2 separate regions of the Homo sapiens genome follow, and region 1 is linked to region 2. A link is a loop called in an ENCODE intact Hi-C map of the cell type or tissue named here. Cell type or tissue: ascending aorta. All regions are shown on one strand. Links, peaks and the distances in the headings refer to the core of each region. The heading gives the core; the rest is flanking DNA. Region 1 overlaps MBNL1 (muscleblind like splicing regulator 1). Region 2 overlaps MBNL1 (muscleblind like splicing regulator 1).

The links. Peaks named below come from ENCODE experiments on the same cell type or tissue, not always from the same donor. Only the 100,000 strongest peaks of a DNase experiment are listed, where the experiment ranks them.
Region 1: it touches region 2 in a loop (1.9-fold over the local background); 6 of 110 quality-filtered maps call a loop at or near these places.

Annotation. Positions count from the first base shown.
Region 1 is chr3:152,301,128-152,304,086 of GRCh38, forward strand. All of the region lies in intron 2 of MBNL1 (muscleblind like splicing regulator 1), which reads left to right. Among named protein-coding and RNA genes, the nearest start is that of MBNL1-AS1, 33 kb to the left of the region's middle. RefSeq lists an enhancer at 1,407-1,506. In ascending aorta, for the core only: no CTCF peak of the experiment used is centred there; a DNase peak (open chromatin) is centred at 1,814; H3K4me3 peaks cover 2,500 bases; H3K27ac peaks cover 2,500 bases.
Region 2 is chr3:152,402,351-152,409,238 of GRCh38, forward strand. The region is part of intron 2 of MBNL1 (muscleblind like splicing regulator 1); the gene reads left to right. Among named protein-coding and RNA genes, the nearest start is that of MBNL1-AS1, 140 kb to the left of the region's middle. In ascending aorta, for the core only: no CTCF peak of the experiment used is centred there; a DNase peak (open chromatin) is centred at 1,521; H3K4me3 peaks cover 989 bases; H3K27ac peaks cover 2,500 bases.

The DNA.
Region 1 (2,959 bases), core at 460-2,959, 100 kb before region 2:
CTTTTGTGGGCACCATAATACTAAAATATTTACTTTAGTGTTTCTTGACATTCAAAAATGTCATTGGATTTGTAATTCAGGTATCATATTTGAAAATGAGTCTTTTAAAAGATAACATAAATATCTTTATTTTGACACACAAGGTCAAGACTAGAAATGTGTTCCTGGGTACTTTCAGCCTACTTGGTTTAATCAAATTGCTTTTGAATATGAATGTCCTAATTTAATTCTTTGGACCTTTGAGGGGAGGACACTATCACTTCTACATATGTAGAGAAGTAAAAGTCTCATAGATCCATCTTGTCTTTAAAAATATATGGTGCTATAATAATCTTTTCTTTAATAACATCAGGGTGAGTTATGAGTTAATTGTTTCAGTTCATTGTTTCCTGGTCCATTTTAGGCTGTTCATTTTGCTAAAGTTTTTGCCAAAGATTTCGAGAATATGATCTTTAGAGTTGAACAGAAAGGAGGTATTAACAACAAAAATATTTTAAAATGTTAGATTCTTCTTAATGTCATAGTCCTAAAGATCAATAAGCAAAAGTTATAAACTCCCATTGAGACTTTCTTCACCCTTTCCTTTGAGAGGCATCAGTGAAGGGCACAGTGGTTGTACCTCCGTGAATGTGTATTCCTAAATTCATGCTGGCTGAATTCAGGTGTAATTAGAGACTGAGACCCATAAAATGAGGGGCAAGGAGCTAATTACTCTTGTCGGTAACCAGCTGTGGCCATAAGTAACCCTGTTTTGACCCAATTAATAGTAAATCCAATTTTTAATCCTACAGACAGTTGATGGTGCACTCGTAGCTGCAAAATGAAGGACATTAAATTTGGCTGTGACATTGAGTGGTTACACAGAAGACCTGCTTCTACAACATTTGGAAACATTGTGAAACATTACTATTCAGTTGCTATTTTTCCATCTCAAAATATTTTTTTTTAGTTGCTGCTCACTTATGGCCACAGAACAGTCCCTTTTTGAGTAAAGCAGCAAGGTTGCTTAATGACATGCTATGTGGTTAACAAGATTCAACTGCCACATCAAGGACTTTAAATAATTTCAAGATTTTAAATGTATTTATGAAATGAACTCATTACAGCAGCTAATCAATGCAAACTTTGTCCTTTTTCTTTGTCTTTCTAAGAGAAACTGAATTTAATTTAAATTTAAATTACAGTGTCTAAAACTTGGTAAAATATTTTAAATTTGAATAAGAGGAAAAAAAAAACATGAATTTATTTATGATGGAGCTTCATACCCAGGACAGTAGCTTCTTAAATGTTAGTAAAATAATTATGTTAAGCATTAAAACAATTTTGAATATGTAATTAAGCATTTATGTTAAAAAACATGTTTCTTACGTGTGTGTGTATATATTTATAACTGACACATGTGATTCTTTGTACAGTATTTAGAATCCTTCCCTTCAGATAGCAGTCCTCTTGTATTCAGTCTTGTGGCTAAAATAGATCAAAAACATATTTTAAAACTGTTAAAGTAACTGTATGACTCATGCTTGAAGTTCTGAAATTTGGGAGCGTTATGAGGTTTCCATGCCATTAACCGCTAGATCATTTGCATTCTCTCACAGAGTAAACGGAAAAAAATTTAGAAAACTTGTAATAATCCTGACTTCTTTAATAAAATGTGTCCTGTGTATTGCTTAAATCCATAGTCCAGCCTTTTCTGAGTTCTTGAGCCATGAGATGGAGGTGGCCTGTGTAATCTACTATTTTTAGAAAGTTAGGAAAGCAAACCAAATACTCTCTGAGAGGACCCTATGAAATGGCTGTACCCTTCAGCTGTGCTGCTTCAGACTTTGGCCAGGCTCCCAGGTGACTTACGTTAATAGCAGACTTCTAGTTAGAAGAGGAGAATTTATTTCATTAAAAAAAAAAAAAATAAGTCAAACAGTTCAAGAAAGTATTCATTTATGTAAAAGAAGTCAATTGGTATGTTACTAAAGATAATAGGAAGAAAATTAGCTCACTATTTTAGTTGCATACTGATGATTTTAAGGTTTAAATAATTAGATTTAAATATACCGTATGTAAATGTAGAAGTCTGTATCGTAATAAATCTGTTGCTAAGTAAAATGGGAATACATGACAACGAGGAATGTAGGTATTAAGAATGTCAGAATTAGAACGAGAACAGTAAAAGAGCAAAAGCTGTAATAATGTGTGCTAGTATATAAACAATACTCTAAATACTTAGTTTCTCTAATTTTCCTTTTACAATTGCAGTTTTAATTTATAATAGTCTAAGAGCGTATTCAAGCTGAGACTTAAATTGCTTACGTGCTATAGATTTAGGTGTATTAGCTATTTCAGAAATCCAGAACATTTGCAAAGGTGCATTATTTTATGCCAAAGAGGATTATGTTCCCCTATGGCTTGTGAAAGAGATAGGAAAAAAGAAAAGAAAAATATTAACACTGCAAGCCACCATTAGAAAATTATATTTCAAAAATGATGTTTCAAATCAATGACAAATTGCCTATTCAGTCATGAGCTCTCAACTAAAATTTGGGGAGTCAATGTAAAGAAAGCCTACAGAATGTATTTTAATATTTGCCAAGTTATTTATACCCTCAAAAAAAAAGCTTTTACGATATGATCAACAGAAATAGACTTATTGTTTACTGAATTCTATTTCAAATACCCATTCATTTTTCAGGTACTAGGGATGGGAGAAAGAGAATATAACCTTTATATTTACTATCTATTTTCCAAAAATCTAGCAAAATTCTTTTACCTTTGAAAACTTTAGTCACTTGTTCCTTTATCAAATTGAGCCATTTTATTTAAGATAATTAAAATTTCTTTTTGCTATATACAGTGATATCTATCTATAAATAGCACCCCGATCAGATTTATCATAGACACATTTGAGATCAGATTCCACTGCAAAGTGGCATACAATCAAGGGTGCTGAGAACAGTTTTAAAGA
Region 2 (6,888 bases), core at 411-2,910:
ATAGAAGAGGAGGTTACAATTCAATGAGGTTTAATAATTAACCCAAAGTCTCACTGTTCATAAATATCAAAGTTGGGATTTGAACAAGCAACTTTCTGATTTCACTTCATGTGATTTTTAACCATTGAGCTGGGACTGTATTGCTCTTTCCATGTCAACTCCTGGGACTGTTTCTCTGTGCTTGTCTCTAAGGCTTGTGTATATGAGAAGCTTACAAGCTTAGGATACAGATACCTCTAACAGGTGACCATATTGTTTACTTAGGTGGGAGCAGAGCCACAAATTTGTACTTGGATAACAGTAGTAAGCAGTTAACTGAGAAAAGGAGGAAATGGTAGAAGACTAGAGGAGAGAAAAATATATTTGAATGAAGAAAAAAATGGGGCTATAGTATGTCAGTTTATGGACCCTGAAAGAGATGCAAAAGGAATGTTTGAGAGCTGTTTTATTGGACAGAATATCCTATATTCTGAAATATAGTCAGGACTCATTCACTTGGTAAACACTTATGGGGTTTTCTTGGCCTGATATAGACTGTGGGCATGAGCCTCCTTCTGGAGGCTGTCACCAGGGAAGGAAGATGTGTAAACAGTGCCCAGTATTAGGAGAGGAACATGTACAAAATACAAAGGAAGATACAACAACTATTTCTAATAAAAGCCACCTGTTTTCAGCACAGGTAGAGAGTGTAGAAATCACAGATATATTCCTTTACTCACTTAATGCACCCGAGCAGAGTGTTTAGCAGATCCAGGCTTTCAGCCTAAATGTTGTTGGTGTGATAGCAAGAAAAAAAAAAAAATCGTGTGACAACCTTCTGTGCTTTCCCCTCTCACGTTCACATTCTGGTTTGTTAAAAAAAAAACTGTGTTGCCATGGCTGACGCTCCTGTGAGGCCCAACATCTCCATACTTTTCATCTTAACTAAGCACTTAAGAATATGCACTACAGCTTCTGATTGCCATTTAGAACAGAGCACCTTGTGATGACTAAGCTCTTTCAAGTATCTATGCTTAACGTGATGGCTTCAATACCCTTTTGCTATATAGACTCATCTGTAGATACTTGGTACAAGTTCCATAGTTTATAGTTGTCATCTATTTTTATTTGTATGTTTATTGTTAATATGGATCTTTTTCTGAAAAACTATTCAAGGATACTAGACACATACTGTATATGAAATGATTCTAAAAATTCTGAGACTTTTCTATTTTATTCTCAGTGGTAATTTTTAGGTAGTTTGTTGAGTGTTACTTTAGCTATTTGGGGAACTGCCCTAGAAAACCAGTGGAATTCTCTAGGTATGGGGGTGGAGTGCAGAGGAGGAGACAGGCTCAGATAACCTGTGTTGTGATACTGCTTTTTTTTGCCTCAAGAGATTTTCTTTACCCTTACTGCTTATGCTGTTGCAGTCCATCCAATAGAAACATGTTCTGGGCTCATGAGCCAATTTGTCTTTCCCCTCGCTGCTGCCTCAAGTCTGGGAGAGCTGATGGCAGTGCACAATTTTAGCAAATGGTCATAGGCAGGGGGGTGGGGCAGGGAGGGGAGTGTTTTCTCCATGGGGACAGAGCCAGTGTCATTGAGCACATTTTGTTCAAGTACAAAGTTGATCTGTCTGAAGGAGACTGTGGTCAGCAGTGGTGAGAACCTTTATTGCCTCACCTTTTCTTCGTGCTCTGTCATTGTTTATGTGAAGCAGTAGCATTTAATGGCTGGACTTGAGGCAGAATTTGTGAGGTCAGAAATTGACAGTATTTGTTTTTCAGTTAGGGAATCTCACAGATTTAGAAAGGAGTGCCAATGAAAAATTGGGAAAAAGAAAGGGTCTTTGTATTTGGCAAAGACAATGCAGAGCAGTGTAATATATACTAATTTCTGCATGTAAATGGCAGCCAAAATTTTACACATCTGCTACAGTTTAGAAAATTATTTAAGCACTAATTATATGCATAATATATGCTGTCCCATCTAGAAGGCTGAGTAGACTTCAATGGAAGAGTTACAGTGGAAATATTGACATAGGTTGTTGGAAACATATTACATAATATTATACTTTGAAATTTATCATGACTGAATAAGTGTTATCACTTTAGAGATACTTTACTTTATTTGTAGGGATATGTGGGATCTAGCAGGTACAAATACAACAAATGCCTCATATAAATACTAAGTAATGATGTTATTATTCTCAAGCTGACTTAACCAAAATGTTTTTCCTCTCTGATTTCCTTTAGTTACTTTTATATTTCTCAATAAAGACTTGCCCCTTAAAACATACCATCCTATATTACTGTCTAACTTTATATCTTTAATTTTATGTGTTTGTATGTATGTTTACATATATATGTATGTATATATACACACACAAAGATATATAACTTTTTCATTATATAATAGTTTTTAAATTATTTTATATCTAAATATAATATATAACTATATATAATTAATTTTTCATTATTTGTGTTATATCCAAATTGAAGAGGCATGTCAGTGAAATATATAGATAATCCAAGAACCTCTTGCTTCACTAGGTTTCTTATTGAAGTAGATAATATGAAGCAATATTTTAACTTCTTTGGTGTTCCATTTCTTAAAAATATTGTTGATACTGTAAGACAGGTTCCTCTGAGGAAAAAAAAATGACAAGTAAATTGAAATTTACAAAAGCATCTAAATTTTTCCCATTACACTTTGGAAATGCTATGTGGATTAGTCTTCTCCAAATTCAGTTGCTTACATTATGAAATATCTTCTCCTTTGCAGAACTCAAAAGGGTTGAAGACTTCCATTTGGTTCTGACCTAGAGTCATCTGTTTCTAGTATTAGCAGTCAATGATTAAACAAAAGCAAAACAACTTACAGATGATCAAGTGGGATACACTTGGTACAAATACATATCCCTACAGTAATGATTAGGAGCACCTAGTTTGTAGTTAAACTGCCTGGGTTCAGTCACTTGTTTTGTCGTACTTAAGTATTCAGAAAAACTGAAATGTTACAAACAACCCTTCCCAGTAATACTGAGAGAGGATTAAGGGAATTAACATTGGTAAAGTTTTGAAAACAGTACCTGGAATATAGGAAGCACTATGTAAGTTTTATTATTCCTGTGTTATAATAAAAATATACCTTTTGGTTTTTAGTCAGTACTTCCTGAAGGGAAGGAGAGATTTAAAGTTGGAGCATTTTTGCTTTGTAAATGTACTAGGAACTAGTCTTAAACTATGTTTAAGCAGTCTGTAAAGAACTGCTTAAATAAGTCTTTCAAGAGATTGTTAGAAGAAAAATTGGATGCATTTGACTTAAGAAGTTTACCTCTGTTTTATCCCCAGGAAAGCTCTAGAAATTTAATAGAGACAGTCATACTGTAAATCCACCTAGTAATGGTACAATGATAAATTGGATAAATATTTATAACACATTTTGTGTTTCTCCACTGAAAGGCATGCTCTACACATAGAGCGCTAACATTTATTATGTAAATGTTAGGGCTTTTAACTATTAGCCAAGATTGAAAAGTGTCTGATTTGGATGTCATAAAACTTCAGAAGTATTTCAGCTACAAACAGTTTAGAAATCTGATTGTTGCTGTACTGAAAAAATAATGAAGCAATTTAAAAATAATAGAAACATAGTGATCTGCCATTTCCAGTTTCATGATGCTATAAAAAAAGCAGCCAACAAATGTTGGAGTGTTCAATGATGCTGGCACCTACCAAATGTCACTGGGCTTTCACAAGGTCATAGAGACTCTGGTTTGGCTCAGGGATGGTGGTCAGATCTGTCTTTGGAGCCTATGAAGACTATGGAATAGTGGCAGACAATAGGTGCAGTTAAGCCCTGCATAGCATTAACCTCAGCAGTGGTGATACACTTTTCTAAGATTCTCTGGGATAGAGGAGGCCATAGGTATGAAAAAAAAGTGAGACTTTCTTTTTACAGCATCCCATCACAAGCAACTCTAAATAGAAGAGCCTTATAGGCCCACTCTGAGGAGATTAAGATTTCTTCAGATGACTATCAGCTAAAATTGTGTGCTGAAATAACTGCTACTGCAACAGTTGTATGTGTATCTGATTTCTCACAGGCAAAAGCTGCTGGAGAAAAAAGTGGTATTTTTTGTCACAAGAATGTGTGTGTGATTTGTTGCCTTTTTCCCTTTCTCAGCCCTCTCAGTGGCAGCTACTTTGACTCTCATGCATTACATAATGTTCTGTAGAAGTGTAGAGTTTCAGTTATGCCATTTTCAAGATGATTAATGGGAATTGTGCAATTAAAGCTCTTAGGTTCTCTGGGGAAAAAAAAGTCATAGTATCCCAGTGTTTGAGTGGGGGTGTGTTGATATTGCGTCAATAGTGAGGATATTTTGGGATATCGTAAATGTCGCTATTGGTTTCAGTATCTGAGAATCTTCACCATTAAACTTAGGAGTGTTCTACAAAATAGTGCCTAGAACAGCTATTGAATACTCAAGAGGGCTGTTTAAGTAGCTAGAAAAGTCTAACCTAAAATCCCATTTGTGATTAGATTATGCACTGATGAAAAAATGTTTAATGCCGTTAAAAAGAATCTATTACATTATATTCTTTCAGGCCATGGTAAAGTTACAAATTTGAACTCAATAGGCTGTGTGTGTATTTGTATGTGTGTATTTTTCTTTCTTTTATTGGCAGTCTCAATAATTGTTAAGCCACTGTGTGTGTGTGTGTGTGTGTGTGTTTGTGTGAACTTTTCACAGGACCAGGAAAGGGGAAAAATCTACATTTGTTTTATATTGTGTTTCATTTGAAAACATGTTTTATATCTGTGGTAAAGTAATTGAAAGAAACTGGGATTATATCAGTGGAAATATGTTCTTTTTTTTTTTTTTTTTTTTTTTTTTAGTTTGTTTCACTGGTACGAAAAAAATCTCCCAGCTCTTGTGGTTGAATTGAGCTCCATGCATTTGCTGTTACGCTGATTGGGTGAATAAATAGCAATTTACATCTAGAAAGTTAAGCTTTAAATATTGATTAGGATTGCTATATCTACCTTAATTTAGAAGACTAGAGATTGCTTGCCTAGCAAAATAAGAGAATTGCCTCATTTTTTCACCTTCTGTGGGGATGCTAGGCATTTGTTGCTGGTGTTACCTGAAAGACCAATGAAGAAATCAAAACAGTAGAAGTTGTGTTTGATTTAAAGAATAGTTTCTTGCCTTTAAAGATGGTAAAACTATGAAATAAGTACAAGGGTGCTATGATACTAAACACAGACAATTATGTAATAAAAAAATCCTATTTACTTATTTAGGTTAAAGAGTCATGAATATTTGAGAATTTAAACATTAATAGAAAAATTAGTGTTACTACAATAGCAAAGACATGGAATTAACCCAAATGCCCATCAATGATAGACTGGATAGAGAAAATGTGATATCCCTACACCATGGAATACTATGCAGCCATAAAAAGAAACATAGTTACATCCTTTGCAGGGACATGAATGGAGCTGGAAGGCATTTTCCTCAGCAAACTAATGTAGAAACAGAAAAACAAACACCACATGTTCCCACTTATAAGTGGGAGCTGAACAATGAGAACACCTGGACACGAGGGGAACAACATACACTGGAGTTTGTTGGGGAGGGCGAGGCAAGAGATTGAGGGGGATTGGGATAGCAGTAGGAAAAATAGTGCATGCTGGGGTTAATACCTAGGTGATGGATTGATAGGTGCGGCAAACCATTCACTGTGGCACATGTTTTCCTATGTAACAAACCTTCACATCCTGCACAGGTACCCCAGAACTTAAAACAAAAAACAATAGTGTTAATATGAAAATATATTTCCTCCATAGTTTAACATATGATTTAAACATAGTAGATACATAATATTTACTTATTAACAGGATATATACTATGTATATTTACTCTGTGGTATAGTATACTACTTGTAAAACAAATAACAGCATCAAAACAGTGAAATCTCCCTAGAGACTTTTCAAAGAAAAAAATGAATGTAATGTATCTGTTATAACTACTCTAAAAATTTTAGGCTTTATTTTATAGTGCTATAAAAGCTCTTAAGAGTTTATTCAAATAAAACATGAAATATAAATTATGTCATATATCCTAAGTTTTGAATTTGTAACACAAGCAAAATCTGTTTGTAATACATATGCTGCTGTTAGAAATAGGTGCATAATTGGGGTGAGTATATAAGTGTGTATTTATGCATAATTATACACTGTTATATTTGGTATTATGATAACTATTGTTATAACTGGTTATGATAAAATCTGGTATACTAGATACTGGTATAACTGGTATTTTGTTATGATATCCCAGGCAGATGAATACAGCCCCCCACTAAATTCCATGAGGTGTAAAGTGGCGGTTGGCTCTCAACAAAGGGTGATGCTGTCCTCCCTCCTCCCCGCCAAGACATGTCTCAATATCTGGAGACATTTTGGTTTATCAGAACTGAGGGTAGGGGTAATATAGGCATTTAGTGGTTGTAAGTTAAGGATGCTGCTAAACATAGTACAATGCACAGGACAACTCCCACAACAAAAATATATCTAGCCCAAAATGTCAGTAGTGCTGAGGTTGAGAAATTGTGAACATCTTTTTAGGATGTATGTGCTCTTGTAAGCTAACCCAAGTCCTTTACGGAAACAAGTGAGTTATCAGGAAATATACATTTAAGAGCAACAATATACTTCGTGTTAGATGCAGTTATTTTCAGTACTTGCAAAAGCCAGTAAACTGTGATTCTTAGAGTGAATCAAACTCATATCTACCAAATGAAAACATAACCCTGAAGTATATATGTGTGCATGCATATTTATATTTGTATGTATGTGAAGTATAATTTTCTCTTAAAATCATTCACCTTATAAGCT